Linked DNA regions of Homo sapiens: all the other regions are linked to region 6. A link is a contact called in ENCODE Hi-C or POLR2A ChIA-PET data. All regions are on one chromosome and are shown on one strand. The core of a region is the stretch at or near the end of the contact, and the rest is flanking DNA. Distances in the headings are between cores, read along the strand shown. Region 1 holds the start of HSH2D (hematopoietic SH2 domain containing). Region 2 holds the start of SMIM7 (small integral membrane protein 7). Region 3 holds the start of CC2D1A (coiled-coil and C2 domain containing 1A). Region 4 holds the start of C19orf44 (chromosome 19 open reading frame 44). Region 5 holds the start of F2RL3 (F2R like thrombin or trypsin receptor 3). Region 6 holds the start of HACL2 (2-hydroxyacyl-CoA lyase 2).

The links. Hi-C counts contacts between places; a loop is a spot of excess contacts on that map. ChIA-PET counts read pairs that join two places held with the same protein, here RNA polymerase II (POLR2A). Pooled maps may share reads with other maps.
Region 1: a pooled map shows a loop between it and region 6 (5-fold over the local background). The contact joins the promoter of HSH2D here to the promoter of HACL2 in region 6. A Hi-C loop is called at or near these places in 1 of 50 pooled maps. POLR2A ChIA-PET finds 5 or more read pairs at or near these places in 2 of 52 experiments (K562 and activated naive CD8-positive, alpha-beta T cell).
Region 2: a loop to region 6 is called in a pooled map, with 16 times the contacts of the local background. The contact joins the promoter of SMIM7 here to the promoter of HACL2 in region 6. A Hi-C loop is called at or near these places in 1 of 37 single-sample maps with no recorded cell type and 8 of 50 pooled maps. POLR2A ChIA-PET finds 5 or more read pairs at or near these places in 1 of 52 experiments (PC-9).
Region 3: a pooled map shows a loop between it and region 6 (6-fold over the local background). The contact joins the promoter of CC2D1A here to the promoter of HACL2 in region 6. A Hi-C loop is called at or near these places in 1 of 50 pooled maps. POLR2A ChIA-PET finds 5 or more read pairs at or near these places in 2 of 52 experiments (activated B cell and activated T-cell).
Region 4: a pooled map shows a loop between it and region 6 (14-fold over the local background). The contact joins the promoter of C19orf44 here to the promoter of HACL2 in region 6. A Hi-C loop is called at or near these places in 7 of 50 pooled maps.
Region 5: a loop to region 6 is called in a map with no recorded cell type, with 5 times the contacts of the local background. The contact joins the promoter of F2RL3 here to the promoter of HACL2 in region 6. A Hi-C loop is called at or near these places in 2 of 37 single-sample maps with no recorded cell type and 3 of 50 pooled maps.

Annotation. Positions count from the first base shown.
Region 1 is chr19:16,140,403-16,144,934 of GRCh38, reverse strand. It overlaps HSH2D (hematopoietic SH2 domain containing), which reads right to left and starts at 1,250. Exons shown (of 6, transcript NM_001382417.1): 1 at 1,161-1,250. RefSeq lists enhancers at 848-897, 908-987, 1,128-1,387, 1,468-1,627, 1,115-1,809 and 2 more.
Region 2 is chr19:16,656,824-16,661,393 of GRCh38, reverse strand. SMIM7 (small integral membrane protein 7) reads left to right here and starts at 1,250. Exons shown (of 5, transcript NM_024104.4): 1 at 1,250-1,309; 2 at 1,394-1,435; 3 at 1,947-1,999. The coding sequence starts at 1,284. TMEM38A (transmembrane protein 38A) reads right to left here and starts at 255. Exons shown (of 6, transcript NM_024074.4): 1 at 53-255. The coding sequence starts at 176. RefSeq lists silencers at 188-437, 458-657.
Region 3 is chr19:13,904,210-13,908,977 of GRCh38, reverse strand. It overlaps CC2D1A (coiled-coil and C2 domain containing 1A), which reads right to left and starts at 2,777. Exons shown (of 29, transcript NM_017721.5): 1 at 2,477-2,777. The coding sequence starts at 2,536. It overlaps BRME1 (break repair meiotic recombinase recruitment factor 1), which reads left to right and starts at 2,861. Exons shown (of 9, transcript NM_001345843.2): 1 at 2,861-3,263; 2 at 4,065-4,116. The coding sequence starts at 4,086. RefSeq lists a silencer at 2,403-2,462.
Region 4 is chr19:16,494,989-16,499,210 of GRCh38, reverse strand. C19orf44 (chromosome 19 open reading frame 44) reads right to left here and starts at 2,817. Exons shown (of 9, transcript NM_032207.4): 1 at 2,746-2,817. It overlaps CALR3 (calreticulin 3), which reads left to right and starts at 3,044. Exons shown (of 9, transcript NM_145046.5): 1 at 3,044-3,172; 2 at 3,359-3,460. The coding sequence starts at 3,082. RefSeq lists enhancers at 2,715-3,144, 2,779-3,279, 3,280-3,780.
Region 5 is chr19:16,886,413-16,891,117 of GRCh38, reverse strand. F2RL3 (F2R like thrombin or trypsin receptor 3) reads right to left here and starts at 2,119. Exons shown (of 2, transcript NM_003950.4): 1 at 1,820-2,119; 2 at 1-1,545. The coding sequence starts at 1,928. The coding sequence ends at 497. RefSeq lists enhancers at 845-1,444, 4,535-4,705.
Region 6 is chr19:15,123,212-15,127,649 of GRCh38, reverse strand. It overlaps HACL2 (2-hydroxyacyl-CoA lyase 2), which reads left to right and starts at 1,864. Exons shown (of 16, transcript NM_006844.5): 1 at 1,864-1,994; 2 at 2,581-2,725; 3 at 4,074-4,275; 4 at 4,407-4,438. The coding sequence starts at 2,591. ILVBL-AS1 (ILVBL antisense RNA 1) reads right to left here and starts at 3,490. Exons shown (of 3, transcript NR_186314.1): 1 at 3,425-3,490; 2 at 3,145-3,186; 3 at 1,476-1,723. RefSeq lists silencers at 1,721-1,790, 2,361-2,410 and enhancers at 2,011-2,100, 1,595-2,358, 2,359-3,124.

The sequences.
Region 1 (4,532 bases), core at 1-2,500, 1.0 Mb before region 6:
AGATCACGAGGTCAGGAGATTGAGACCATCCTGGCTAACATGGTGAAACCCCGTCTCTACTAAAAATACGAAAAATTAGCTGGGTGTGGTGGCGGGCGCCTGTAGTCTCAGCTACTTGGGAGGCTGAGGCAGGAGAATGGCGTGAACTCGGGAGGCAGAGCTTGCAGTGAGCTGAGATCGAGCCACTGCACTCCAGCCTGGGCGACAGAGCAAGACTCCGTCTCAAAAAAAAAAAAAAAAAAAAAAAAGAGCCTAGAATTCGACCCAGATGGCCTGGGTTCAAACCCTAGCTCGCCCACTTAGCCGCTGTGTGACCTCAGATAAGTCACTTAATGGCTCTCTGTCCCTGTATTTCTGTCTTTAATTTGGGAATAATGATATTTACCTAGGAAAGTTTAGCTAGCACTGTGTATATATAGAGATATATATACAATATTCATGAATCCAGTTGTGACCTATCATGGGGTAATGTTTACAGGCTTATTCTTTTTTTTTACTTGGAAGAGCTCCTATTTATCCTTCAAAACCCAGTAAAAATGTCCCCTCCTCCAGGCAGCTTTCCTGCATCTCCCCCCAGACAACACCCTGGCACCCCTCTCTGTCCCCAACGTTCCCCCCTGTTCCTCTCTCTGGTCCAGCCATGACTCCATGGAGCTAGAGTGTCTTTATCTTGCTCTGTCTCCACCAGCCTGAGGGCCTCCTAGGGATCAGGGCTTAGGGCTAGGTTCCTGTGTTGTTGTTTTTTTCTGTGTCCTGGTGCTGGCCTGGCACAGAGGAGGGTGCAAGGGTCTTTGCTGGTGAACAGCTATCTAGTGATGAAAGACCGCATGCTCAAATTCAAGCTCCTGACCCTGGCCTGGGAGCCTCCTCTACTTCCCCGCTACCCACATTCTAGACCTAAAGACATCCTTGCTCTCTCTCTCTTGCCTCTCCATACCTTTGCTCATGCTGTTGTCTTGCCAAGACCCCCTTTTCCCTAACTCCAGCTCCATTTTCCATTTGTGGTCACCACAAATACCCCCTCCTCCACGAAGCTCTCCCCCATGCCCCTAGAAAATCCCTCCTGCCACCCCAGGCCCCACTAGCCCTGTCCCTCCTTCTGGCCTAGCCCAGCCCCCACGTTCTGTCTCCTCGAGGGCTGAGGCTCTTGGGTCACATACCTGGGAGACCCTTGGATGGCCGAGGCCCTCGCTGTAGCTGTGCCAGTGCCTGCAGGAGCCTGGGTTTCGATTCAAGGTCTGCACGTCAATGGGGCGGGGCTGGCTGCCCCGAGGCAGTTCCTGTTTCCTCAAGCAGGTGAGCCCTGGGGGCGGAACAAGGACAGCTCAAGTCACCCTGTCTGCAGTCCAACAAAGCATCTGGTGCCACAGGTGCAGAGACAGCTTGCTCCTGTCTTGCCCCCAGCAAGTTGTTATTGAGCACCTACTGTGTGCCTGCTGTTTGGAGGACACAGGGGTGACACGGAGACAGGTGCAGGCCCCCTGACTCCTGGCATCTATAATCTATCAAGCAGTGAAGAGGAGTGAGACATCATTACAAAGGGAGAACGGGGAACGGGTGCGGTGGCTCACACCTGCAATCCCAGCACTTTGACAGGCTGAGGCAGGCGGATCACTTGAGGTCAGGAGTTTGAGACCAGCCTGGCAAACATGGCAAAACCCCGTCTCTATTAAAATACGAAAATCAGCCGGGTGTGGCGGCGCACGCCTGTAATCCCAGCTACTCAGGAGGCTGAGGCACAAGAATTGCTTGAACCCGGGAGGCGGAGGTTGCAGTGAGCAGAGATCGCACCATTGCACTCCAGCCTGGGCAACGGAGTGAGACTCCTTCTCAAAACAAAAACAAAAGCAACAAAGGGGGAACAGAAACTGGGCGCGGTGGCTCACGCCTGTAATCCCAGCACTTTGGGAGGCCGAGGCGGGTGGATCATTTGAGGCCAGGAGTTTGAGACCAGGCTGGCCAACATGGTAAAACCCTGTCTCTACTAAAAATACAAAAATTAGGCGTGGTGGCGGGTGCCTGTAATCCCAGCTACTCAGGAGGCTGATGCAAGAGAATCGCTTGGACCAGGGACGCAGAGGCTGCAGTGAGCCGAGATCACGCCACTGCACTTTAGCCTGGATGACAGAGGGAAATTCTGTCCCCCGCAAAACAAACAAACAAAAAAACACCAGCTGGGTGCGGTGGCTCATGCCTGTAATCCCAGCACTTTGGGAGGCCAAGGTGGGCAGATCATTTGAGGTCAGGAGTTCGCGACCAGCCTGACCAACATGGAGAAATCCCGTCTCTACTAAAACTGCAAAATTAGCCCGGCGTGGTGACACATGCCTGTAATCCCAGCTATTTGGGAGGCTGAGGCAGGAGAATCGCTTGAACCCGGGAGGTGGAGGTTGCGGTTTGCTGAGATCTCACCACTGCACTCCAGCCTGGGCAGCGAGAGTGTAACTCCGTCTCAAACAAAACAAAACCAACGAAAACCAAACAAAACAAAACAAAAAAACAAAAAACCCCAAACAAACAAAAAAATCCAAAGGGGAAACAGGAAGTGGGAACAGCAGTTGCACAAACCCACAGAGGTGACCTAACTGACGTGAAGGAAGGGGCATTTGAGGGTGAGAAGGAATCATCTTGATTTGGGGAGTGCGTAGTGCAGAAAGAGTATATTTTTTTGTAGAGATGGGGTCTTGCTATATTGCCCAGGCTGGGGGAGGGAAGAGCAGGCACAAAGGCCTTGAAACTGAATTGAGCCTGGACAGGCTGGGGTCTCATGGCACGCATAGGTCCACACCAGGACTTCCTCCATTATAAAATATTTTAAAATATTTTTATTAATTGACTAACCTATTTTAGAGACAGAGTTTCACTCTGTCACTCAGGCTGGAGTGCAGTGGTATGATCATAGCTCACTGCAGTCTTGAACTGCTGGACTCAAGTGATCCTCCTGCCTCAGGCTCCCAAGTAGCTGGGACTACAGGCACACACCACCACACCTGACTAATTAAAAAAATATTTTTTTTGGAGATGGGATCTTGCTGTGTTGCCCAGGCTGGTCTCAAACTCCTGGGGCTCAAGCGATCCGCCCACCTTGGTTCAAGTGACTCTCCTGCCTCAGCCTCCTGAGTAGCTGGGATTAGAGGTGCCCACCAACACGCCTGGCTAATGTTTGTATTTTTAGTAGAGACAAGGTTTCACTATGTTGGCCAGGCTGGTCTCAAACTCCTGACCTCAGGTGATCCACCCGCCTCAGCCTCCCAAAGTGCTGGGATTACAGGTGTGGGCCGCCGTGCCAGCTTAAAATTCTATTTTACAACTGTGTTGGCATTAAGACCGATGTGGTCCAGGCTGGATTCCTTATTGTATATTTATTATTAGGATGTTCAGTTTTTTTTCTTCTGATTTTAAATAAGCTGAAGCCCTTTGGGAAGTCCCACACAGCACTTGGGTCCTGGGTGCAGGCCCTGTGTGCCTAACAGATTGGCCAGCTCTGGCCGTGTGCTCGTACCCCAGGCAGACAAACAAAACTACTTCCTCCTCTCCTTTCAGGCAGAAAGGGCCCAGATCCTACTGGGGGCCTCCCCAAGGGCCTATTGCCCTGGCCCAGCTGGGCTAGATAACCCCAGGCTCACCCTGGGTGCCTCTCTCACCCCCCTGCTCCTCCTCGGCAACAGCAGCACCTCGTCTGCCCTCTGTGGTCAACAAGGTCTAAGCAGGAGACACGTGGAGCCCTGCTTCTCACTCACCTGCTGTGTGTCCTAAGGTGAGTTGCTCAGCCTCTCTGAGCCTCAGTTCTGCATCTGTGCAATGGGCATAATAGCCCTCCTTAATCATGTGAAGATGCTAGGAGAGGCAACTCTCCAGCACAGCACATGGAGATGAGTTGGGAGTGAGAGAATCAGGACTCTTTGTTGTGACTTAATTCAAGCAAGGCCTTTGTGTTTGCCTGGGGGAGACTCTGGCTTGGGCCTCAGACCTCATGGGCTGAGCTGCCTTGGGCAACTCACTTCACCTCTCTGTGGCTAATCTCTTTTTCTTCTTCTTTTTTTTTTGAGTAGGGTCCCCTCACTCTGTTGCCCAGGCTGGAGTGCAGTGGTGCAGTCTCAGCTCACCACAGCCTCTACTTCCTGGGCTCAAGTGATCCTCCCATCTCAGCCTCCTGAGTAGCTGGGACTACAGGAGCACCACCACCACGCCTGGCTAATTTTTGGATTTTTGAAGAGATGGGGTTTTGTCATGTTGCCAGGTTGGTCTCGTTCAAGTGATCCTCCCGCCTCAGCCTCCCAAAGTGTTAGGATTACAGGTGTCAGCTGCTGCATCTGGCCTTTTTATTTTTGAGATGATGTCTTGTTCTATCGCCCCGGCTGGAGTACAGTGGTGCGATCTTGGCTCACTGCAACCTCCACCTCCCGGGTTCAAGCGATTCTCCTGCCTCAGTCTCCCCAGTAGCTGAGATTATAAGTGTGCACCACCACTCCTGGCTAATTTTTATATTTTTAGTAGAGACAGGGTTTCACCATGTTGGCCAGGTTGGTCTT
Region 2 (4,570 bases), core at 1-2,500, 1.5 Mb before region 6:
CCGGCCCGCGCCACCCGCTGCCGGTCCCCTCCAGCCCCCCGCCCCGGCTCACCTGGCTCATACTTGAGGTAGAGGATGGAGACGATGAAGTAACTGAGGTCGAAGACGGGGAAGAGCGGCACCCGCGAGAAGCTGAGCGCCAGTTCGCCCAGGCTCAGCGCCGAGAGCAGCTCCATGGCGCCCGCCTGCCCGCCTGCCGGGTGCCACCCGGGGCCCCGGCCTCGTCCGTCCCGCCGCCCGCGGCCCGGCGACTGCGCCCCCGCAGCTGGGCCCGCCCCCGCCCGCCAGGCGCCACCCCAGGCCCGGCCCCCGCGGGAGAGGAGGGGCGACGGCCCACCCCGGGACAGGTGGTGGGGACGCCCAGCACCACGGACGCAGCTGGACGGTCGGGCGTCCCAGGCGTTGACCCTCCTGCCATCGCTACCCCGTTCCGCCCAGCGAGGCGGGGTGCGGGGCACCCGTGCAAGGCGAGGGAGGCTGGGGAGCTGCCTGTTCTGGGGGCCCGTCCCTCACGGAGCCCACCCACGCGGGACGCCCGTTCCCAGGGGGCCGGATCGGCCAGGACTTTGTCCCCGTGGGCTCAATTAGGACCCCGATCTTCGGTGGAGCCCAGTGAGGACCCCTACGCCATGGTGGGACCCCATGAATCAGAACCCCTGTTCCCCGTGGAGATAGGTTAGGACCTCGGTCCTCTGTGGAGCCCCGTCAAGACTTTTCTGCCCCATAGGGTCCGTTCGATCAGGAACCCCGTCTCCGGTGGGGCTCTGCAAATCAGGACGTCTTGTGGGGGGCAGCTCAGTGGGAACCCCCGTTCCCCATGGGGCCCAGGAGGATCTCATTTTAGAGCCCAGTTGGTTGGGGCACCCGTTTCTAGGGACCCCACTGCGTCAGGACCCCGCACCCTGTGCAGCTCAGGAGTCAAAGGATTCCTTTTGTCCAGAAGCCCAATTTGGGACCCCAGAAAGTGAGTAGGAATTGCTGCCCAGCTAACCCTACGGCATCGAGACCTCACGCATGCGCGGCACGCTTCGAACGCGTGACCCAATCCCGCCCCCAGGAGACCCCGCTCCTCCCATTCTGGCTCTCGGGGCCTCCCCAGCGAGGTGGGGCGCTCGCGCTCCCCTAAGGGGGTCTGGCCTGCAGAGGGCGGGACCCTCCCAGCCTTGACCTTCGATTGGCCCAGCCCTCGCCACTGTTGCTTTAGGATTGGTCGGCTTGTGCTCCTCTCCCCTCCCTCCCTGGGGCTTCCGCTTCCGGTTCTGACGGACGCTTCGGCCGTAACGATGATCGGAGACATCCTGCTGTTCGGGTAATTAGGGGGACCAGAGGCTGGGAAGAGAGAGCCAGGCAGGACGCGGGGGCGCCCCTAGTAACTGTAATTCTCCCTCTGCAGGACGTTGCTGATGAATGCCGGGGCGGTGCTGAACTTTAAGCTGTGAGTAGGTCGCGGCCGGACTGCGGCTCCATCCGGGGAACCCGTAGCCCCGCCCTCATAAGCGTGATCTCGGCGCACTTCTCAGGCCCCGCCCCCAAGCCGCAGGCCCCGCCCTATCCGCCCTCTGGGCACGCCTCCAGCCTGGTTTATCTTCCTCGCCCCCCACCCCCCGAGAGACCTTAAACCCATACTCTCCGTTCCTTGGTTGTCCCTCTGTTCACCTTCCTGGAGAGCTTAAGCCCCATCCCCCAAGAAATAGCCCCACCGCGGACCTTCCGCCCTGCACCCGCACTGTCGGGCCACTTTGTAAACGGTCGGTGGCTGCTGACCTGGCTGTGATTGTCCGGGCAGTGGGGGCCCAGAGAAGGGTATTGAACGTCAGAGGTCACACAGCAAGTTTGCGGCAGGGCCAGGGCTGAAACTTAGTGTTTGTGGCCTTCTGAGCTGGGGGTCAGGGGGCTGAGGACTCTATGTCCCATTGAAAGTGGACACTGTCTGCTCCTCTTTGTAGGAAAAAGAAGGACACGCAGGGCTTTGGGGAGGAGTCCAGGGAGCCCAGCACAGGTAAGGTCTAATTGGATCCTGGAATTGCATGGTCCACTTCAGAGGACAGTTCTGTTTCGCCAAGCCCTACCTTCGTTTTCTTTCTTTCTCTTTTTTTTTTTTTTTTTTTTTTGACACAAGGTCTTGCTCTGTTGTCCAGGTTGGAGTGCAGTGGTGCGATCATGGCTCACTGCAGACTCGACCTCCTGAGCTAAAGTGATCCTTCCACCTCAGCCCCCTTAGTAGCTGGGATTACAGGTGTGTGCCACCATGCCAGGCTAAATTTTGTATTTTTTGTAGAGATGGGGTTTCTCCACGTTGCCCAGGCCGGTCTCGAACTCCTGGGTTCAAGTGATCCCTGCCTTGGCCTCCCGAAGAGCTGGGATTACAGGCGTGAGCCACAAGTTTTCTCTTTAATTGAGCGTGTGTGTGAGTGGGAGATGACTGAGAATGTGCTAGCCTTTCTGCCTACCTCTGTCATCTATTTCTTTCTCCTACCAGACCTCCCTGATGTGAGCACTCACATCACTTCCTACCGTTATAATGTTCTGTTATGTTTGCTGTCATCTGGCTAATGTCTGCCCCTCACATATGACTGTAAACTTCAGAGAAGAGGCCCTAGCTTGGCTTGTCCCATCCTTTGTTCTTGCCGTACCCGTCCTCCGATGCCTGTGAATGAATGAATGAACAACCTCACACATAGCTGTTGCTTTCAGAGTGCTGCAGACCTGCCACTTTTAAAATTAGATGCCAACATTAGATTTTTAATCAGGAGATTTTATATAAAAATTAAGATGTCTGATTTTTCTTGAAAAATTGGAACATTCTGCAACTCAAGATTCAGGAGAGCTGTTTGCATCTATTGAGTGTAGTTGAGAAGGACTCTGAGGAGGTGGGGCCTGTAGACTCTGCCTCATCCCAGCCCTAACCCCTTCATATGTCTATCATCTGCCTGGGCCCTGGAGGCCCCAGAATTTACACTTCCTGCTGAATTTGATTGTGTAACTATTTGGAGTCTTAAGGGGATCTGTACATGACTATTGTATCCATTCATTAATTCTTTCATTCACCAGATATTTGAGTACCTAACGCATGCTGGCTACTGTGCTAGGTGCTGGGGTACAGCAGGGGTAAGACAGATAGAGTGGAACTTACCATGGGGTGGGACACATGGTTTCTAAGCAGGGAATAGATAGTGACAGAGGTGACGTTAGGTGACAGAGGCAGGGAGTCACAGGATGGTGATGGGGTTGCCCTCCTGCTGGGGTGTGGAAGGGAAGGCCATTTGAGGAGGCGGCGTCACAGTCAAGGCGGTGGATGCCATGATGGAGCACTGCCCAAGGATGGGGGAACCCTGAGGAACAGAGGTTTTCTTCTTTTAGAGACAGGGTCTTGCTCTGTTGCCCAGGCTGGAGTGCAGCGGCACAGTCATAGCTCACTGCAGCCTTGAGCTCCTGGGTTCAAGAGATCCTCTTGCCTCAGGCTCCCAAGTAGCTGGGACTACAGGCACTTACTACCACGCCTGGCTAATTTTCTAAATGTTTTTTGTAGAGATAGGTATCTCGCTGTGTTAACCAGGCTGGTGTCCAACTCTTGGTCTCAAACGATCCTCCCACCTCAGCCTCCCAAAGTGCTGGGATCACAGGCATGAGCTACCACGCCTGGCCGAGCTGAGATTTTGAAGACACTCCAGCAGCTCCCCTTTTTGGGGGCCTGCCCTTGGGTGCTGACCCAGTTAGGTGCTTCCTGTTAGTGTTGCATTCTCCCTCCATTCTTAAAAGATAATGGTCACTTTCCCATTTTACAGATCAGGAAACTGAGGGTCAGAGATGTGGCTCAACTTTTTTGTGGCCACATAGGGAATCAATGAGAATCAGGATTAGAACCTGGGTTTTTCTGACTCTAGCGGTTGTGCACTCAATCACTAGACCATCTGTCCGTCTATCCATTGATCCATCCATTCATACATTGACTCAGCAGCCATGTGTTACTTAACCCCCACGTGGAAGGCACTACCAGGCCCTAGAGTTGCACTGTACAGATCCGAATCAGAGCTCCAGTGGGCGGGAGATTTGGCACAAAGTGGCAGGAGCATCAGTGACAGGGATGCCAGGCAGGGCACCAGTGCTCTGTCAGGAGCTTCCTGCTTTGCTGTGTCCAGTCTCCTTCCAGCCCAGGTGCTGCACCTGCTGCTTCCCCTGTGGGAGCTGCTCTTTGCCCTCCATCCTCTTTGCCTGGCTTAACTGTAATACCATAGTGGCTGCATTTGTTGAGAGCGTCATGCGTGCCAGGCAGTGTGCTAAGGTCTTCCTAGCTGCCTGACACCCCTATTGACACAAGAGGGAATGCACATAGATAGTGCAGGGATGGTCCCAGGTCACCAGGTCACCTGTGCAGAAGGACAGAGGCAGGATTTGAGCTCACATTTGTTAAACTGCCCATGTTTGAGGTCAGAACTTGGAGCTCTGGCACTTCCTCAGAAAGCCTGTTTTTTGTTTTTTTGTTGTTTTTTTTTTTGAGATGGAGCCTCTCTCTGTTGCCCAGGCTGGAGTGCAGTGGCACCATCTCAGCTCCCTGCAATCTCCGCTTCCT
Region 3 (4,768 bases), core at 1,528-4,027, 1.2 Mb after region 6:
CTCCGCCTGGGCAACAGAGTAAAGCCCTGTTGAAAGGAAAGAAAGAAAGAGAGATGGAGCCGGGGAGGGAGAGAGGGAGGGAGGAAGGAGGGAAGGAAGGAAAAAAAGAAGGAAGCGAGGGAGGGAGGGAAGGAGGGAAGGAAGCAGGCTCCACACTTTGCCCAAAGCAAAGCTACTCTGTACACTTGGGCTTTTCTTTCCAGCATCCTCAGCAGAGGGGCTGTGTGGGAAGGTTGGGCTTCAAGAGCATGATGGCTGCATGCGGTGGCTCACGCCTGTAATCCAGGAGTTCGAGACCAGCCTAGCCAACATGGTGAAACCCCGTCTCTACTAAAAATACAAAAATTAGCTGGGAGTGCTGGCGGTGTCTGCAATCCCAGCTACTCGGGAGGCTGAGGCAGGAGAATTGCTTGAACCTGGGAGGTGGAGGTTGCAGTGAGCTGAGATTGCGCCACCAAACTCCAGCCTGGGCAACAGAGCAAGACTCTGTCTCCAAAAAAAAAAGAAGAGCAATTAGAAGCCCTGACGACAGGGCCAGGTGCAGTGGCTCACGCTTGTAATCCCAGCACTTTGGGAGACCAAGGTGGGGGGATCACCTGAGGTCAGCAGTTCGAGACTAGCCTGGCCAACATGGTGAAATCCCATCACTACTAAAAATACAAAAATTAGGCCGGGCACGGTGGCTCACGCCTGTAACCCCAGCACTTTGGGAGGCCGAGGCAGGCGGGTCACCTGAGATGGGGAGTTCGAGACAGACCAGCCTGACCAACAGGGAGAAACCCCGTCTCTACTAAAAAATACAAAATTAACCAGGCATGGTGGCGCATGCCTGTAATCCCAGCTACTCGGGAGGCTGAGGCAGGAGAATCGCTTGAACCCGGGAAGCGGAGGTTGCAGTGGGCCGAGATTGCGCCACTGCACTCCAGCCTGGGGCGAGAGAGCAAGACTCTGTCTCAAAAACAAACAAACAAAAAAAGAACCCCTAACCACAATGCAGGTTTGCCATGCAGACCCGTCTTCCTATCTTGGCTAATGACCAATCATGATGTGATAACATCGTGTTTAACCATATGAAATTGCCTTTCCTGTAGGTAAAAAATGGCCAAATATTGGCAATTATGTATGGTTCCACCAACTAGTAATAATGATAATAGTAACATTTATTGAGTGCTATGTTCTAGCACTTTCCATAAACTATCTCAATGACTCTCTACAACTGTCCTGTAATGTAGGGTCTCTTGGAGGTCTCCATTTTTAATTTTTTATTTATTTATTTATTTTCAGAAGGAATTTATTTATTTATTTTGAGAAGGAGCCTTGCTCTGTCACCCAGTCTGGAATGCAGTGGCGCGATCTCAGCTCACTGCAACCTCCGCCTCTCGGTTCAAGCGATTCTCCCACCTCAGCCTCCCGAGTAGCTGGGATTACAGGTGCCCGCCACCATGCCCAGCTAATTTTTGTATTTTTAGTAGAGATGGGGTTTCGCCATGGCCTCCCAAAGTGCTGGGATTACAGGTGTGAGACACCACCCCGGACTTCCATTTTTAATTTTTTATCTTTATTTTAGAGAAAGAGTCTTGTTCTGTCACCCAGGCTGGAGCAGAAGTAGCGCAATCATAGCTCACTGCGGTCTTGAACTCCTGGGCTCAAGCAATCCTCCCTTCTTAGCCTCCCAAGTAGTAGTACTACAGGCACATGCCACCATGCCCAGTTAGTCTTTTTTTGTCGAGACGGGGGTCTTGCTTTTGCCCAGGCTGGTCTCAAACTCTGGCCTCAAATGACTCTCCCACCTCTGCCTCCGCCTCCATCTCCTGAAGTGCTGGGATTATAGAGATCTCCATTTTACAGATGAGAAAGCTGAGGCTCAGAGCTGTAAAGTCAAGTGTCCGATGTACAGAGGCCAGGAGGGAACTTCAGGTCAGCCAGACTCTAATATCTGAACACCAAGCTATGTCCTGGGCTCCTTCCATCAAAACTGAGAAAAATCAAACTATCTGGTGCCTGGGGCAAAGAAGTCGGGAGAGTGAGAAGGGGTCCAGCCACAGTGCCATAAGCTTATGGCTGCAGCCCTGGATTTGTGCTTAGCCCTGGCCAAGCTGTTAATCCCTATGACCTTGGGCAGATGTCTTCACGTCTCTGAGTCTCAAAGTCCTCATCTGTACAATGGAATAAAAAGAGTCTGACATGGCCCGACTGATGCAAGGGTTTGATGTGTCAAGTCCGAGGACTGCCCCTCCTCGACTGGAGCAGCTGTGGCAACAGGTGGCCCCGAACCCGGGGCAGGGCCCCAGGAGCTGGGGAGCCAAGGCCAGTAGGCCACACTTGGGTGGTGTTGGAGCCTCACCTGGGGGGAGGCGGGGACCGGGGCTTACCTGTGGGGCGGAGATCGGGCTTCCCTGGGGGGTGGGGCCCTTCCCTGAGCGAGTGACGGGGGTGGGGAGGGATCCCCAGGTCGGGCCGTGGGGCGCAAACTCACCTGGCGGGCGGCCGCGGCGCCTCTGCCCGGGGGTCCCGGGGGTCCTTTCCTCTTGTGCATCTTCAAGGCTGGATGCCCGGACCACCTGCCCCCAAGCCCGGCCTTGCCCTGCCTCCTTCCCCGGGCTCTGTCGCCGCGCACTCGCCCTTCCTGAGTCCTGCACTCCTCGTCGGCGCCCCGCGGCCGTCGATCCCGAGCCCTCGCTTCCCTGCTTGGCCGTCCCACTTCCGCCTCGGGCCTCGGGCGCCGCCGCACCGGAGCGCGGCCACTGGGCTCGCCGGGTCTGCCGAGCCGAAACTACAACTCCCGGCAGGTAGTGCGTGGGCGCGCAGGCGCCTGGCTGGGGCGGTGCTGACTGTCGCGGGCTGCGAGGGCGGTGTTTGCGTCGCTCATGCGCGGGGCGGGACCTCGCGGGGCGCGGGAAAGAGGCAGAGCGCGCGCAGGTGTGAGGGGCGGCGACATCTGTGGGGTTCAGAGCGTCTGTCAGTCACCGACGGGCTCCGGCTTCACGTGGGCTCTCGGCCTGTGGAGTCCTCACTTCTCGGTGGTCGGCGTAGTGTCAGTGTGGGGCTTGTCACCGGGAGCGGGGTCTACAGCGCCCACCCTCAGGCCTTTCCATCTTTCACCTCCGGACTCGAGGCCTCCAGCGTTCTGTGAGGGCCAATTTGGCCATTTATTTTTTCCAAAAAGAGTAACGCGGATAATTCAAGCGACTTATTCCCAACTGATCCAGGCAGAGCTCGTTTCTGATAAGGACAGAGGGTCCTCAACGACTTCTGTGGCCCAGGTCCGTTCTGGTTTGCCTCGCCCCCAAGGCTGGGAGAAACCGGCCTATGGCAGCTCTTTCCCCTCCAAGGACCCAGCTGTCCCCTTTAAAGTGGCACGATCTTGGCTCATTGCAACCTCTGCCTCCTGGCCTTGTACCACAGCCTCCTGAGTAGCTGGGATTACGGGTGTGTGCCACCGCACCTGACTAATTTTTTTTTTTTTTTTTGAGACGGAGTCTCGCTCTGTCGCCCAGGCTGGAGTGCAGTAGAGCGATCTCGGCTCACTGCAACCTCTGCCTCATGGGTTCAAGGAATTCTACTGTCTCAGCCTCCCAAGTAGCTGGGATTACAGGTGTGCGTCACGATGCCCAGGCTAATTTTTGTGTTTTTAATAGAGAGGGGGTTTCACCATATTGGCCAGGCTGGTCTCCAGAGGCCCCTGGAGAGTCCTCAAGTGTCCTTGGAAGGGCCCCCAGATACCCCAGTCTGGAGGGAGGGGCTTCACACAGGCTGTTTCATCCTAGGGACCAGAGTCTGGGTCCCCGGGGCTATCTATAAGGACCCCCCAGGGCCCATTTGTCTTTCAGGTCCTGGGCATAAGATCTTCAGTTTGGAGGAGGTTTGAATTCCTACCTGGCCATGGCCCAAAGTGGCTGTGACTCTGTGTCCCATCCTGTGTCCCAGTGGGAGCCATCTGACCCCTGGGGCAGCCAAATGGGCTGAGGTGGAGGTAGGGGTAACCTCTGCTCTCAGCCAAAGCCACTGGATATAAACAGAGACAGAGACTGCTTATAATGATGAGAGATTTTGCTTGTTTTCAGATTTCTCAAGGGGAAGATAAAATGACTAAGAGGAAGAAGCTGCGGACCTCAGGTACGTTCATTCAAATGGACACTTGTTGATTTCTGCTTCTGCTTGTGGGAAGAATGTGGGCTTGTTTATTGCAGATCTGGCTAACACGACTGCCTTAACCTCCTTAAAAGGAAGCAAGGATTGGCCGGGTGCGGTGGCTCACACCTGTAATCTCAGCACTTTGGGAGGCCGAGGCGGGCAGATCACAAGGTCAGGAGTTCAAGACCAGCCTGACCAACATGGTGAAACCCCGTCTCTACTAAAAATACAAAAATTAGCCAGGTGTTGTGGCACATGCCTGTAGTCCCACCTACTCGGGAGACTGAGGCAGGAGAATCGTTTGAACCTGGGAGTCCGATGTTGCAGTGAGCCAAGATGGTGCCACTGCACTCTAGCCTGGGCAACAGAGCAAGACTCTGTCTCAAAAAAAAGAAAAAGACAAAAAGGATTTAATTCATGCTGGTAAGAAAAATAGAAGGCCGGTGTGGTGGCTCACGCCTGTAATCCTAGCACTTTGGGAGGCCGAGGTGGGCGGATCGCTTGAGTCCAGGAGTTCAAGACCAGCCTGGGCAACATAGCGAGATCCTGTCTCTACAATGTAAAGTAAGGAAATTAGCTGGGCGTGGTGGCAGGCACCTGTAGTCCCAGCTACTCAGGAGGTTGAGGCAGGAAG
Region 4 (4,222 bases), core at 1,568-4,067, 1.4 Mb before region 6:
CTTAACTACCCTGTACTAGGAGTGCCCAGCACAGGACTGACCACAGGGGTCAGAGAACAGAAAAATATGCCTGGCAGAAATAATGCAGACTTCCTGGTCTGTGTGACCCCGGGCAAGTTACTTAATCGCTCTGTGTCAGCCTGCTCATCTGTAAAAATAACAATTACTACCCTCATAGGATTCCTATATATTCTGTGTGGGACATGAAAAAGTGCTCAGTAACATTTAAATGCCAGTAACAGACTAGGCGTGGTGGCTCACGCCTGTAATCCCAGCACTTTGGGAGGCCGAGGTGGGCGGATCATGAGGTCAGGAGATAGAGACCATCCTGGCTAACACAGTGAAACCCCGTCTCTACTAAAAACACAAAAAATTAGCCGGGCGCGGTGGTGGGCGCCTGTAGTCCCAGCTACTCAGGAGGCCGAGGCAGGAGAATGGCATGAACCCAGGAGGCAGAGCTTGCAGTGAACCGAGATCGCGCCATTGCACTCCAGCCTGGGCAAAAGAGAGAGACTCCGTCTCAAAAAAAAAAAAGAAAAAAACCATGAGGAGCTACTACTTCACATCCCCTAGCATGGCTATAATCAAAAATACACGTAACAAGTGTCAGTGAGGAAGTGAACAGATTGAAGCCCACAGTGGCTCACACCTGTAATCCCAGCACTGTGGGAGGCCAGGATGGGAGGACTGTTTGAACCCATGAGTTCGAGACCAGCCTGGGCAACATAGGGAGACTCCATCTCTACAAAAAATGAAAAAATTAGCTGGGTCTGATGGCACACACCTGTAGTCCCAGTTACTCGGGAGGCTGAGGTGGGAGGATTGCTTGAGCCCAGGAGTTTGAGGCTGCAGTGAGCTATGATCGTGCCACTGGACTCCAGCCCGGATGATAGGGCAAGACCCTATCTCTAAAAAAAATAAAGAAATTGGAACCCTCATATGTTGTTGGGGGAATTGTAAAATTATGTAGTCCTCAATGTGGAAAACAGTTGGTTCCTCAAAAGGTTAGACATAGAGTTACCATGTGATCCAGGGATTCCACTCCCATGTGGCCCAAGAGAAATGCAAATGTATGCAAATGTTCGTAATAGTTTTGTTTTGTTTTGAGACAGGCTCTCACTCTGTTGCCCAGGCTGAGTGCAGTGGTGTTATCATGGCTCACTACAGCCTCGACCTCCCGGGGTCACGCGATCCTCCCACCTCAGCTTCCTGGGTAGCTGGGACTACAGACACACATTGCCATGCCTAGCTAACTTTTTGTAGAAACAAGGTCTCACTGTGTTGCCCAGGCTGTTCTCAGATTCCTGGGGTTCTAGAGATCCGCAGCCTCAGCCTCCCAAAATGCTGAGATTACAATCCCACATCATCATACCTGGCCCCATAATATTTATTACTCCTAGTAGACTAAAACGGAAAACAATGTAACTATCCATTAATTAGTGAATGGATTACAAACTATGGTCCATCCATACAGTGTAATACAGTTCAGCAATTTAAAAAACAAATACTAATATAACAGCACGCAGGAATCTCAAATACATCACGCTAAGGGAAAGTAGCCAAGCCGGGCGCAGTGGCTCACGCCTGTAATCCCAGCACTTTGGGAGGCTAAGGCGGGCGGATCACGAGGTCAGGAGATCGAGACCAGCCTGACACACATGGTAAAACCCCGTCTCTACTAACAATACAAAAATTAGCGGGGCGTGGTGTCATGCGCCTGTAATCCCAAATACTCAGGACGCTGAGACAGGAGAATTGCTTGAACCTGGGAGGCGGAGTTCGCAGTGAGCCGAGATCGCACCATTGCACTTCAGCCTAAGTAACAGAGCGAGAATCTGTCTCAAAAAAAAAAAAAAAAGGAAAGAAAAAAGAAAGTAGCCAGACACTAAACTCCACACACCCTATCATTTCATTTGTAAGAACTGTCAAGAAAAGGCAAACCAATAAACTCAGAAAGCAGATCGGGCCGGTGCTGTGACTCACGCCTATAATCCCAGCACTTTGGGAGGCCAAGGCTGGCAGATTACGTGAGGTCAGGAGTTCGAGACCAGCGTGGCAAACATGGTGAAACCCCATCTCTACTAAAAATACAAAAAATTAGCCGGAGTGCAGTGGCATGATCACAGCTCACAGCAGCCCTTGACCTCCTGGACACAAGCAATCCTCCCTCCTGCCTCAACATCCTGAGTAGCTGGGACTACAGGCGCGTGCCACTACACCTGGCTAATTTTTTATTTTTATCTTTTTTAGAGATGGGGTCTCGCCAGGTTGCCCAGGCTGGTCTGGATCTCCTGGCCTCAAGTGATCCTCCCGCCTCTGCCTCCCAAAGTGCTGGGATTCCAGGCGTGAATCACCGCGCCCGGCCTGACGCAAAGTTCTAAAGCTGGATGAGCTGGATGGTGGCGACGGCTTCACAACTTTGTAGATTTACTAAAAATAACGGAGTCGTCAGCTTAAAAGTGGCGAACACTATGGTATGTAAATGAAGGCTCAATAAAGTTGTTACAAATCAACAAACCAAAACTTGAAAACCCTGGCGCCCCTGAGACCATCCTGCTCTTCTCCCCAGCTATGAAGCGACCCGCGCAGGACCATGCTCCAATAGACCCCAGACAGGGAAACTGAGGCGCGGGACCATCCTGCAGCGGCCCAACCAGCTCAGCCCCGGAGAAGGCCCCATTTCCCCGTATCCCCCTCGCGAGCCCGGACGCCCAGCTAGGTCACCTCCCCACCAGCCCTGCCGACCTCTTCCCACGCCGTCCATTCGCAGAGGCAGCCGCCACATTCACGCCTGAAGGAGCGGTTGCCCTGGGCAACAGAGCCAGAGCAGAAGAGACTACATCTCCCGGGAAGCACCGCGCCCCGCAGACCAATGGCGCCCCGAATCACAATCGCGGGGTGTCATGGGAGCGGTAGTTCCGGGGCGGGCCCAACGTGCCCCGCGCCGCAGCGACCAATGGGACCCTCAGGTCATAATCGCGAGTTGTGACGGGAGTTGTAGTTTCGGGACGCGCCTGAAGAGCCGCAGAGAGAGCTGGGAGCTAAGGGGTGGCGGCGACCGGAAGCGCAGTGCACACCCCCATGGCCCGGGCTTTGGTCCAGCTCTGGGCCATATGCATGCTGCGAGTGGCGCTGGCTACCGTCTATTTCCAAGAGGAATTTCTAGACGGAGGTGAAGGGGCCACGCCCGTGGTGGCGGAGGTGTAAGCTCCCCCATCTCCGCCCCCTAAGGCTGGCCAGAGTCGCCACGGGGTCCACGGCAGCGAACCCTCGAATCCTCGAGGGTCCCCTTCACCCTTCCCTTAGCCCAAATTAACCATTATCACCTCTAACCGGTGTTATTTCCCCTTCCCCACAGAGCATTGGAGAAACCGATGGTTGCAGTCCACCAATGACTCCCGATTTGGGCATTTTAGACTTTCGTCGGGCAAGTTTTATGGTCATAAAGAGAAAGATAAAGGTTAGTGTAGAATCAGGACCAAATTGAGCCTAATGTTACATTTCCATAGCAACCTCTCTAGGTAGTTGTGGCACAGCCAAAACGCTTTTATTCCCGTTTTACAGATGAAGACATTAAGGCAAAGGTAGAACTTAAGGGGCTCCTTTCCTTGTTTTTTTGTTTCTTCTCTCCTTTTTTTTTTTTTTTTTTTTTGAGACGGAGCCTTGCTCTGTTGCCCAGGCTGGAGTGCAGTGGCGCGATTTCGGCTCACTGCAACTTCCACCTCCCGGGTTCAAGCAATTCTCCTGCCTCAGCCTCCCGAGTAGCTGAGACTACAGGCGCGCGCCACCATGACCGGCTAATTTTTGTACTTTTAGTAGAGACAGGGTCCACGTTGGCCAGGCTGGTCTCGAACTCCTGACCTCATGATCCACCCACCTTGGCCTCCCAAAGTGCTGGGATTACAGGCATGAGCCACAACATCCAGCCTCCTCTCTCCTTTCTTTATTGCCAAAGATTCCTTTTTTTTTTTTTTTTTTTTTTTGGTAGTAGGAGTCTCGCTCTGTCGCCTAGGCTAGAGTGCAGTGGCACGATCTTGGCTCACTCAAACCTCCGTCTCCCGGGTTCAAGTGATTCTCTTGCTTCAGGCTTCTGAGGAGCTGCGATTACAAGCGTGCGCCACCATGCCCTGCTAATTTTTTTAGAGACAGAGTTTCACCACATTGCCCAGGCTGGACTCAAACTCCTGGCCTTAAGTAATCCACCTGCCTCGGCCTCCTAAAG
Region 5 (4,705 bases), core at 870-3,369, 1.8 Mb before region 6:
AAATTGAATTAAATTAATTAATTAATTAATTTAGAGACAGGCTCTCTGTCACGCAGGCTGGAGTCCAGTGGCGCAATCTCGGCTCACTGCAACCTCTGCCTCCCAGGTTCAAGCGATCCTTCTGCCTCAGTCTCCTGAGTAGCTGGGATTACAGGCGCCAGCCACCAAGCCCAGCTAATTTTTGTATTTTTGGTAGAGATGGGGTTTTACCATGTTGCTCAGGCTGGTGTTGAACTCCTGGGCTCAAGTGATCCATCCGCCTTGGCCTCTTAAAGTGCTGGGATTACAGGCGTGAGCCACCAGGCCTGGCCTCTCCTTATCTTATGAGGACACCACCCACACTGGATGTAAGGCCCACCCTTCTCCAAAGTGACCTCCGCTAGTGACAGTTGTAACAACCCTATTTCCAAATAAGGTCACATTCTGAGGTCCCAGGAAGGACGTGAAGTGGGGGAAGGGACCCTGTTCGACCCAGTACAGCCTTCCCCACTTTGTGTCACTGGAGCAAAGAGGAGTGGGTGCCCATGCCCCGGCTGCCCCCTTCCGCAGAGGCCTTGGAGGCCACGGTGTCCCCCGGCGACCGTTGGAAGAGCCCTGCCCGCACCTTGTCCCTGAACTCGGCCGACACGTAGTAGTAGATGAAGGGATCCACGCAGCTGTTGAGGGTGCTCAGCGCCAGGCTGGGCACGTAGGCACCATAGAGGTTGCCCCAGGCGCTGGGGCTCGGGTCCGAGTAATGCAGCAGCAGCAGCAGGTTGCTGGGCACGAAGAAGGCCACGGCGGAGGCCAGCACCACTGCGGTCAGCCTCAGCGCGTGGCCGTAGCGCCGGCCGCTGGCCGCCAGCGTGTGCAGGGTGGCCCCGTAGCACAGCAGCATGGCCAGCAGGGGCAGGAAACAGCCCAACAGCGCCAGGCAGGTGAAGGCCGGTTGCCAGTGGGAGGCCTGTGCGTCCAGGGGCAGCGCGTCATGGCAGAGCACGCGATCGGAGCGCGCCAGCCGGAAGGTCTGCCGCTGCAGTGTCAGGGGCAGTGCCAGGGCGGCCGCCATGAGCCAAGCAGCCATGCAGAGTCCAAGGGCCAGGCGCCGGCCACGCAGGGCGCGGGCCCGCAGCGGGTGCACCAGGGCCAGGTAGCGATCCAGGCTGACGGCGGCCAGCAGCAGCACTGAGCCATACATGTGACCATAGAGTGCGGCCGTGGCCAGGCGGCAGGCGGCCTCCCCGAAGGGCCAGCGCTGGCCACGCAGGTGGTAGGCGATCCGCGGGGGCAGCGCCAGGGCCAGCAGGAGGTCAGCAGCCGCGAGGTTCATCAGCAGCATGGTGGAGGGCAGCCGAGGTGCCTGCGTGGCCAGCACCCACAGCGCCAGCCCATTGGCCGGCAGCCCCACCACCAGGACCAGCCCATAGAGGGCGGGCACCAGCCTGGTGGGCACCCAGCCCAGAAGCAGTGCCCGTGAGCTGTCCGGGAGCTCCAGGGTGTCACTGTCATTGGCACAGACTTGGCCTGGGTAGCCGCGGGGGGCAGGCAGGATTGAGGGCGTGCTGTCTGGGAGAGAGAGGGGACCTCAGTCAGCCCCTGCCTCGGCAGGTGACGAGAAGCAGCAGGGAGGGAGGTGCTCAGAGCCTGGGGTCTGCCCTGGTGGGAAACAGCTGGACATGACACTCAAGGGAATAGCCCAGCCCTATGGGGTCAGAGACGGGATACAGAGTGGGCTGGGCTGAAGCCCGCAACTTCCCGGCCTCCCCCTCCCCAGCTCCGGGCCCCCAGCTCCATCTCTGATGTAACCCCATCTCTGCACCCCAAAGCCAGGACCACTCACCATCACCACCTCCGGTGCTCCCGCTCTCGTCGTAGACGCTGGGGGTCTGGGTGCCGCCAGACAGGCTGAACCCCAGCACCAGGGGCCACAGGAGCAGTCGCCCCCACATGACTGCACTCAGGCTGCTCTGGGCTGTGGCCTCAGGCTTCCTGCCTCGCCGGACCCTGAGCCCCAGCTTCTGGAGCCGAGGCGGACGAGCAGATCGCGCCGGTAGAGATAAACCAGGAAGGCTGCCCCTGCCCCCGCAGACCCACCAGGGCCGCTTGCCAGCCAGCCCGTGGGAGGACTGGAGTGTGGGTTATGGAGACCGGGCTGCCCCACGTGGCTATATCCAGTGTGGCGCCTCCCAGGGACCCAGGTGCCAGGCCAGCAAGATGCAGGGGGGGGGGTCCCAGCTGCAGCCAGCACCCCCGGTCCCTGACCAGCCCAGGAAGCATCTGCGGTTCAAGTGGCCACTTCCTGCCAGCCGCTCACATCTGCAGCCACTGTTCTCACGACAGCCCTGTCCTCACCCCAATCCCCACGCCCATCACGGGCTCTGGGCCTTTCCTGAAGTCACCCCCCGACTTCCTATCTCTGGTGAGCAGGATAAGAAGAGCCCTGCTAGGCCAGGCACGGTGGCTCACGGCTGTAATCCCAACATTTTGGGAGGCCAAGGCAGGCAAATCACCTGAGGTTGGGAGTTTGAGACCGGCCTGACCAACATGGAGAAACCCCATCTCTCATAAAAATACAAAAATTAGCTGGGCTTGGTGGCAGATGCCTGTGGTCCCAGCTACTCAGGAGGCTGAGGTGGGAGAATTGCTTGAACCCAGGAGGTGGAGGTTGCAGTGAGCCGAGATCTTGCCACTGCACTCCAGCCTGGGCAACAGAGCGAGACTCGGCAAAAAAAAAAAAAAAAACCAAGGATGGGCGCCTCCCAGAGGGTAATAGCGAGGGTCCCTTCAGACCCCCAGAGCAGCACGAGCCCAGCGTCAGGGACTCTGGCTGAACCTCGAGAGCCCCTCAGCATCCTCGGCTGACCCCATACTCACAAGGCACCCCTGTATGAGTGCCTCACTTCACTCTTGCCCAGGGGACACACGGGCATCTGTAGGGGAGACAGTGATGCTGGGGACAGCACCTGCCGAGGACCGGGGGGACTTCGGGGTGTGTGGCTCGCCTGCTCTGACCTCTGACCCTGAGTGAGGTGGCCAGGTTGAAGGGTCCCCAAGCCAGCCTCCAGGGGGCCTCCCTCCTCTAGCCCCAGCACATCCCCACTCCTGGGTACCATTGGATGGGGGCTCATCGGGCAGATGAAGAAACTGAAGCTCGGGGGGGTACCCCTTCCCTCTTCTGCACAAGGCCCCTCAGTGTTGTCCCTCCCTGCCTCAGAGAGGCCTCAACCCGTCGTGCCCTGGGGGAGTCTGGTATGGGTGGTTCTGGCCCCAGTGTGCTCAGCGCTGGGCTACAGGGGATGGGGGACAGGGCTTGGGGGGGTCTGGGAGCAGGAGGGCCTAGTTGGGAGCCATGAGGATTGGGGAAAATAAAATGAACTAGGGATGGGGGAGGGAGGGGTCCAATGTGGCCGTTTCCTGCCTGGGGGAGCCCTAATCTCATCACACACTTGAGCACTCGGGGATCAGCCAGGAAGTGACTGAGCAGAGTCTTGGACAGAGTCAACACCCAGCTCCAGGAGGAGACACTGAAGCCTGGAGAGAGAGTCTAGCTGGGGCAGGGTCTCAGAGGCCCTGCTCCCATTTCTGGGCAGTTTCCATGGCCACCAATGAGAAAATCAGCTTCACGTCAATGACTTGGGGAAAAAGGTGGCTGAGGACACCCTCAGCACACGGAAAACCCACGCCTGGGCTCCCCCCTCCACCGTCTTCTCTGTGAGCAGAGTGGGAAGCTGTGCAGGGGAGGCTGGGCACACCGGCAGTCCAGTGATGCTGGGGCAGGGTGGTTTGAAGATGATGCATCAAAATAGTGATGCACGACCGGGCGCAATGGCTCACGCCTGTAATCCCAGCACTTTGGGAGGCCAGGTGGGTGGATCACGAGGTCAAGAGATCGAGACCGTCCTGGCCAACATGGTGAAAACCCGTCTCTACTAAAAATACAAAAATTAGCCAGACATGGTGGCGCACGTCTGTAGTCCTAGCTCCTCAGGAGGCTGAGGCAGGAAAATCTCTTGAACCCAGGACGCAGGGGTTACAGTGAGCTGAGATCACACCACTGCACTCCAGCCTGGGCAACGGAGCGAGACTCCGACTCAAAAAAAAAAAAAAAAAAAAAAAAAAGCCAGGCACAGTGGCTCACACCTGTAATCCCAGCACTTTGGGAGGCAGAGGCGGGTGGATCACCTGAGGTTGGGAGTTCGAGACCAGCCTGACTAACATGGAGAAACCCCATCTCTAGTAAAAATACAAAATTAGCTAGGCATGGTGACATATGCCTGTAATCCCAGCTGCTCGGGAGGCGAGGCAGGAGAATCACTTGAACATGGGAGGCAAAGGTTGCAGTGAGCCGAGATTGCATCATTGCACTCCAGCCTCACTCCAGCCTGGGCAACAAGAGTGAAACGCGTCTCAAAAAAAAAAAAAAAACATAGTGACGCACATGCCCTTATACTCAAGGGTTCCATGTCTAGGAATTTCTGCCAGACACACGCACAGGAAGATGTCCTTGGGAGGATATCCACACAGCAGCACAAAGCAGGGAGGTGCCCGCCAACAGCCCCTCCCCGGGAACAACACGGCAGCACAGGCTGTCGGGGGAACCCCAGCAAGCAGAGGTGACGATGACATTGCCCCTGTCAGGCACAAGCTGTACCCAGGCGACACTGCCCAGGTACTTCCCGGAGGACGCTGGGCGCGACAGCTTTGGAGGAGAGGAAACCATGTGTCT
Region 6 (4,438 bases), core at 615-3,114:
AGTGTATGGCCCCACTGATGCCTCCATGCTGAATTTCTGGCCTCCCGAAGTGTAAGAGAATTAATTCCTGTTGTTTCAAGCCACCCAATTTGTGGTAATGTGTTATGGCCATCAAAGGAAATTAATAAAACACCTCAGGGCCTTTGCATGTGCCATCTTCTCTACCTGGATTACTCTTTCTCCAGATCCTTGTGGGGCCCATGTCCTCACTTCCTCCTGGTCTCTCTGCTCAACTGTCACCTCCTTAGAGAGTCCTTCTGCTTGTCCTAAGAGAGGCCCTTACTGTATCCCTCTAACTCAATAATTTGTTGCACTTCTCTTTAAATTTCGATCAATTTAGATACATGGTATTTGTTTCCTCCCCTGCCCCACACCCACCCCCTTTTTTTTAGAGACAGGGTCTTGCTCTGTTGCCCCAGCTGGAGTGCAGTGGCACGATCACAGCTCACTGTAGACACAACCTCTTGGGTTCAAGCAATCCTCCCTTCTCAACCTCCCAAGCAAAAGGGATAACAAGCACGTGCCACCATACTCAGCTAATTTTTTTTCTTTTAAAAAAAATTTTTTTTAGACAGAGTCTTGCTCTGTTTCCCAGGCTGGAGTGCAATGGCGTGATCTCAGCTCACCGCAACCTCCACCTCCCGGGTTCAAGCGATTCTCCTGGCTAAGTTTGTTTGTTTGTTTGTTTTTTGGAGAGACTGGGTCTCACTTTTTGGCCCCGGTTGGTCTCAAATTCCTGGCCTCAAGCGATCCTCCTGTCTTGGCCTCCCAAAGTGCTGGGATTACACACATGGACCACCATGCCAGGCTTGTTTCCCTTTTTAAAAAAATCACTTGTCCTCTGTGTATATTTGTTTCAGGGACTGTTGAATAATCCAGCTTTCGGCTGAGAAGCTTTTTGGACATTTGCCTAGTGACAATCTTTCTTTATCTGGGGAGAGATTGGTCAGATAATTAGTCTTGGAGCATGTTAAAGCTTTGTCTCCCAAGAAAGAATTTACATCTATTACAACATCTTTCTCTCTCTCTGGAAAATTGTATCCTTGTTATTAAGACTTTTTTTTTCTTTTTTAGCTTTACAGAAAAGCTGCAAAGATAGCAAGATAATTTTTGTCTACTCTTTATCCAGCTTCCCTGAATGCTAACATCTTATATAACCATAATACATTTACTGAAACAAAAAGATTAACACTGGTTCATTACTACTAACTCAACTCCAAACTTTATTTGGATTTCACCAACTTTATCCACAAATTTGTCCTTTTTTTGATTCCTGGATCCAGTCCAGGGTACTATATTGAATTTAGTTGTCACAGCTCCTTTCCCTCCTCTAGTCTGTGGCAGTGCCTCAGTCTTTGTTTTTCATGACCTTGACAGTTTTGTAGAGGTCTGGTTAGGCATTTTGTAGAATGTGACTCAGTGTGAATTTCCTTTGCTTACTACTATACCTATTATACAAAAAATATACACATATATATATATACATGCACAAATATTTATTTATAGTGTGGAAAATATACATAACATAAAATTTACCATTTTTTAAGTATTATTATTATTTTGTGAGACATGGTCTTGCTCTGGTACGGCCCCGCTGGTGTGGAAAGCGAGCTGTGTTCGGAGGGCCTGAACCTACGGGCTTCCACCGTGGGGCCAATGGAAAGCTGCGGAAGGTGGGCCCCCAAAGGTCTGGGCTCCTGAAGCCGCTGAGGGGCGTGGCCTCCTGGTTTTAAAACATAAAATGGGTGTGAGGTCTGCAGTGCGAGCCAATGAAAGGCAAGGGGAGGCGGGGTCTATGAGGGAGGCGGCCAGTAGAGGCAAGGCTCTTTCGGGTGGCCCCGGAGCGGGGCTCCGACTGTGCGCATGCGCATCGGGCCGGACTACGGGGCGCCGCTGAGCCAAGTGGGCCACCCGGGCACGGCCACGCTCCCGGGTCACGTGACACGGAGGGGGCCGAATTCTGCTGGAGGCAGCGCCATATCCTGGAGGTGAAGGTGAATAGCGTCGGGGGTCGAGCTGGTGTGGGAGAACCACATCCTGATGCGATGTGACCTCGACCCAGCCTGGCCCGGGGTCGGGGATCAGGCTCGGGCCCGTGCGCTCTTTAAGGGAGAGGCGTGGGTTGCGTGGAGGGTCGCGCCCGCTAACCCGGGGGCGTGACCTCGTGCCTCTTGGTGACGTAACATGGGGCGGGCTCACTACTGGGGCTGAGATTTGGGGTCCGGTTGTGGAAAGAGAGGCGGGGCTTCCGCCTGTCCATTGACAAGTAGGTAAGTGGAAGATAACTGTGTGGTGCTGTCGTCGCCACCTTGACTTGTGGTGGCTAGTTTGGGTGGGAGTGGTGGTGATGTAAAGGACTGGGGCTAGCCCCGCGAGGGGCGTGACCTTGTCACGGAGAGGCATGGCTTCACCCCGAGCCTAGGCGCACAAAGGGCGTGGTCTGGCAGGGTTGGGGGCGTGGCCGCACAGAAACTGGCGGCAAGGGTCGTGGCCCTGGATCCTGCTGCGAGAAGGGGCGCGATTTCTTCCGGAGAGGTTCCCTGTCGCGCCCAAGTCTGGGAAGTGCCCTTTCTCTCTTAGGTACCACCTCATGGAGACCCCCGCGGCCGCCGCCCCCGCTGGGAGCTTATTCCCCTCCTTCCTGCTCCTGGCCTGCGGGACGCTGGTGGCCGCCTTGCTGGGCGCCGCTCACCGCCTGGGGCTCTTCTATCAGCTGCTGCACAAGGTGCGGGGCACAGAATGGGAGGTGGGCTGGGGGCAGTCAAAGAGGGAGGGGCCTCGTGGTGCTGCTTCCAGCTCACTCATTGTGCAGGGTGGGAAAGCGAGCCCCGACTAGTCCAGAGGGACTGGTAAGAGGTTCTGTCCAGGGCCCTGTCTCCATTGCCACGCTGTGTATGGAGGCCTGGACTTTGCCACTGGTAAGAGAGAACACGGAAGCTGCCGCTGCCGGGGCACTCGCACCCCACCTACCTCCTTCCCCAGTGACTCTTTTCACAGAACAGATGGACAGCACTCTGTGCTCCCTAACCTGGATGGGATAAATGGGGCAGAGGGCAGGCTCCAGCGAGGGGGTGGCAGTGACAGTTTCATAACAGTTGCCCTCTGCTGAGCTCAGTACTGTAGACTTTCTTACCTACCCCTTACCTTTTCCTTGAAAGTAGGTGCTGTTCTTTCTGTCTTCATTTTCTGCAAGAGGAAGCTGAGGCTCAGAGAGATTGTGTGGTGGTTTGCCCTAGGTGACATGTTTGGAGAGAGCTGACCCCACAGGTGTCCCCCTAAACTCCTTGCACCTCTGTTTGAAATTTACCCCTTCTCCAGACCCCTTCCTCAACCCTTTCTCTCCTAGCAGGGACCAAGCTTGACCTCTCCCTCCCCAAACCCTTCTCTACTGCTTCCTCTGCTAGCCAGGAGTGATGCCACTGACCTTCAGGACTTAGGAGATTTAAAGCAAGCCTTGGATGTGTAGGGCTGTGAGGCAGCTGGAGTTGGGAGGCCTCGGCACAGTCTGTGCCAGCAGCTCACTCCCGTGCCAGGCACATGGTGGCTGGCAGCCTGTCAACTAAGCCCTGGGCCTGTTTAGCGTCCATCAGGAGGGCATCAGGGAGGCTGGGATCAGGAGCCCAGCTGCCAGGCTCTGCAAGGATACTGGAGGGCAGGGAGGAGTCACAGCAGATGGCTCCCTGCCATCTGCTCTGCGTGCGTTGTGCCCCTGGCCAAACCCCCTGGGTTATATAACCCTCTCCTCTCTCCCTGATTGCCCTGCCATCCTGGAGACAGGCAGTGTAACAGTGGGGCACTTAAGAGCGTGGGTTCTATTGAACTTTCAGTCTTACTTGGGCAAGCCTTGATGTCCTCAGCTGTAAGAGGGATGTAATGACAAGAGGATCTGATAAGATGTTATGCCTTGGTTTGAGCCTGGCATGTAGTATAATATATGCCTAACCAAGACCAAGCTTCTCTTGACCTCTCACCCTGCTCCTGCCCCCTTACCTGGGGCAGGGGGATTGCCCCCTTTCCCAGCTGCCCTCTGCCCTGGCCTTTAACTTTATTGCTCCACCTGTCCTTGGGCCCAGGTGGACAAGGCAAGCGTCCGGCATGGCGGAGAGAACGTGGCCGCTGTGCTGAGGGCCCATGGTGTGCGGTTCATCTTCACGCTGGTCGGTGGGCACATTTCCCCGCTGCTGGTGGCCTGTGAGAAACTGGGCATCCGTGTGGTGGACACACGCCATGAGGTCACGGCCGTCTTTGCTGCTGATGCTATGGCCCGCCTGTCCGGTGAGGGCATTGCAGAGAGGGCTGGGGACTGGTTGGACTGTGGGCTAGAGTGTCTGTGAGGGTAGGGGTTTTTCAGAGGTGGAAGAATGGCCAAGAGAGTGGGCATGGCTGTGATGGGCTCTGTGTTCCAGGGACGGTGGGCGTGGCGGCAGTGACAGCAGGC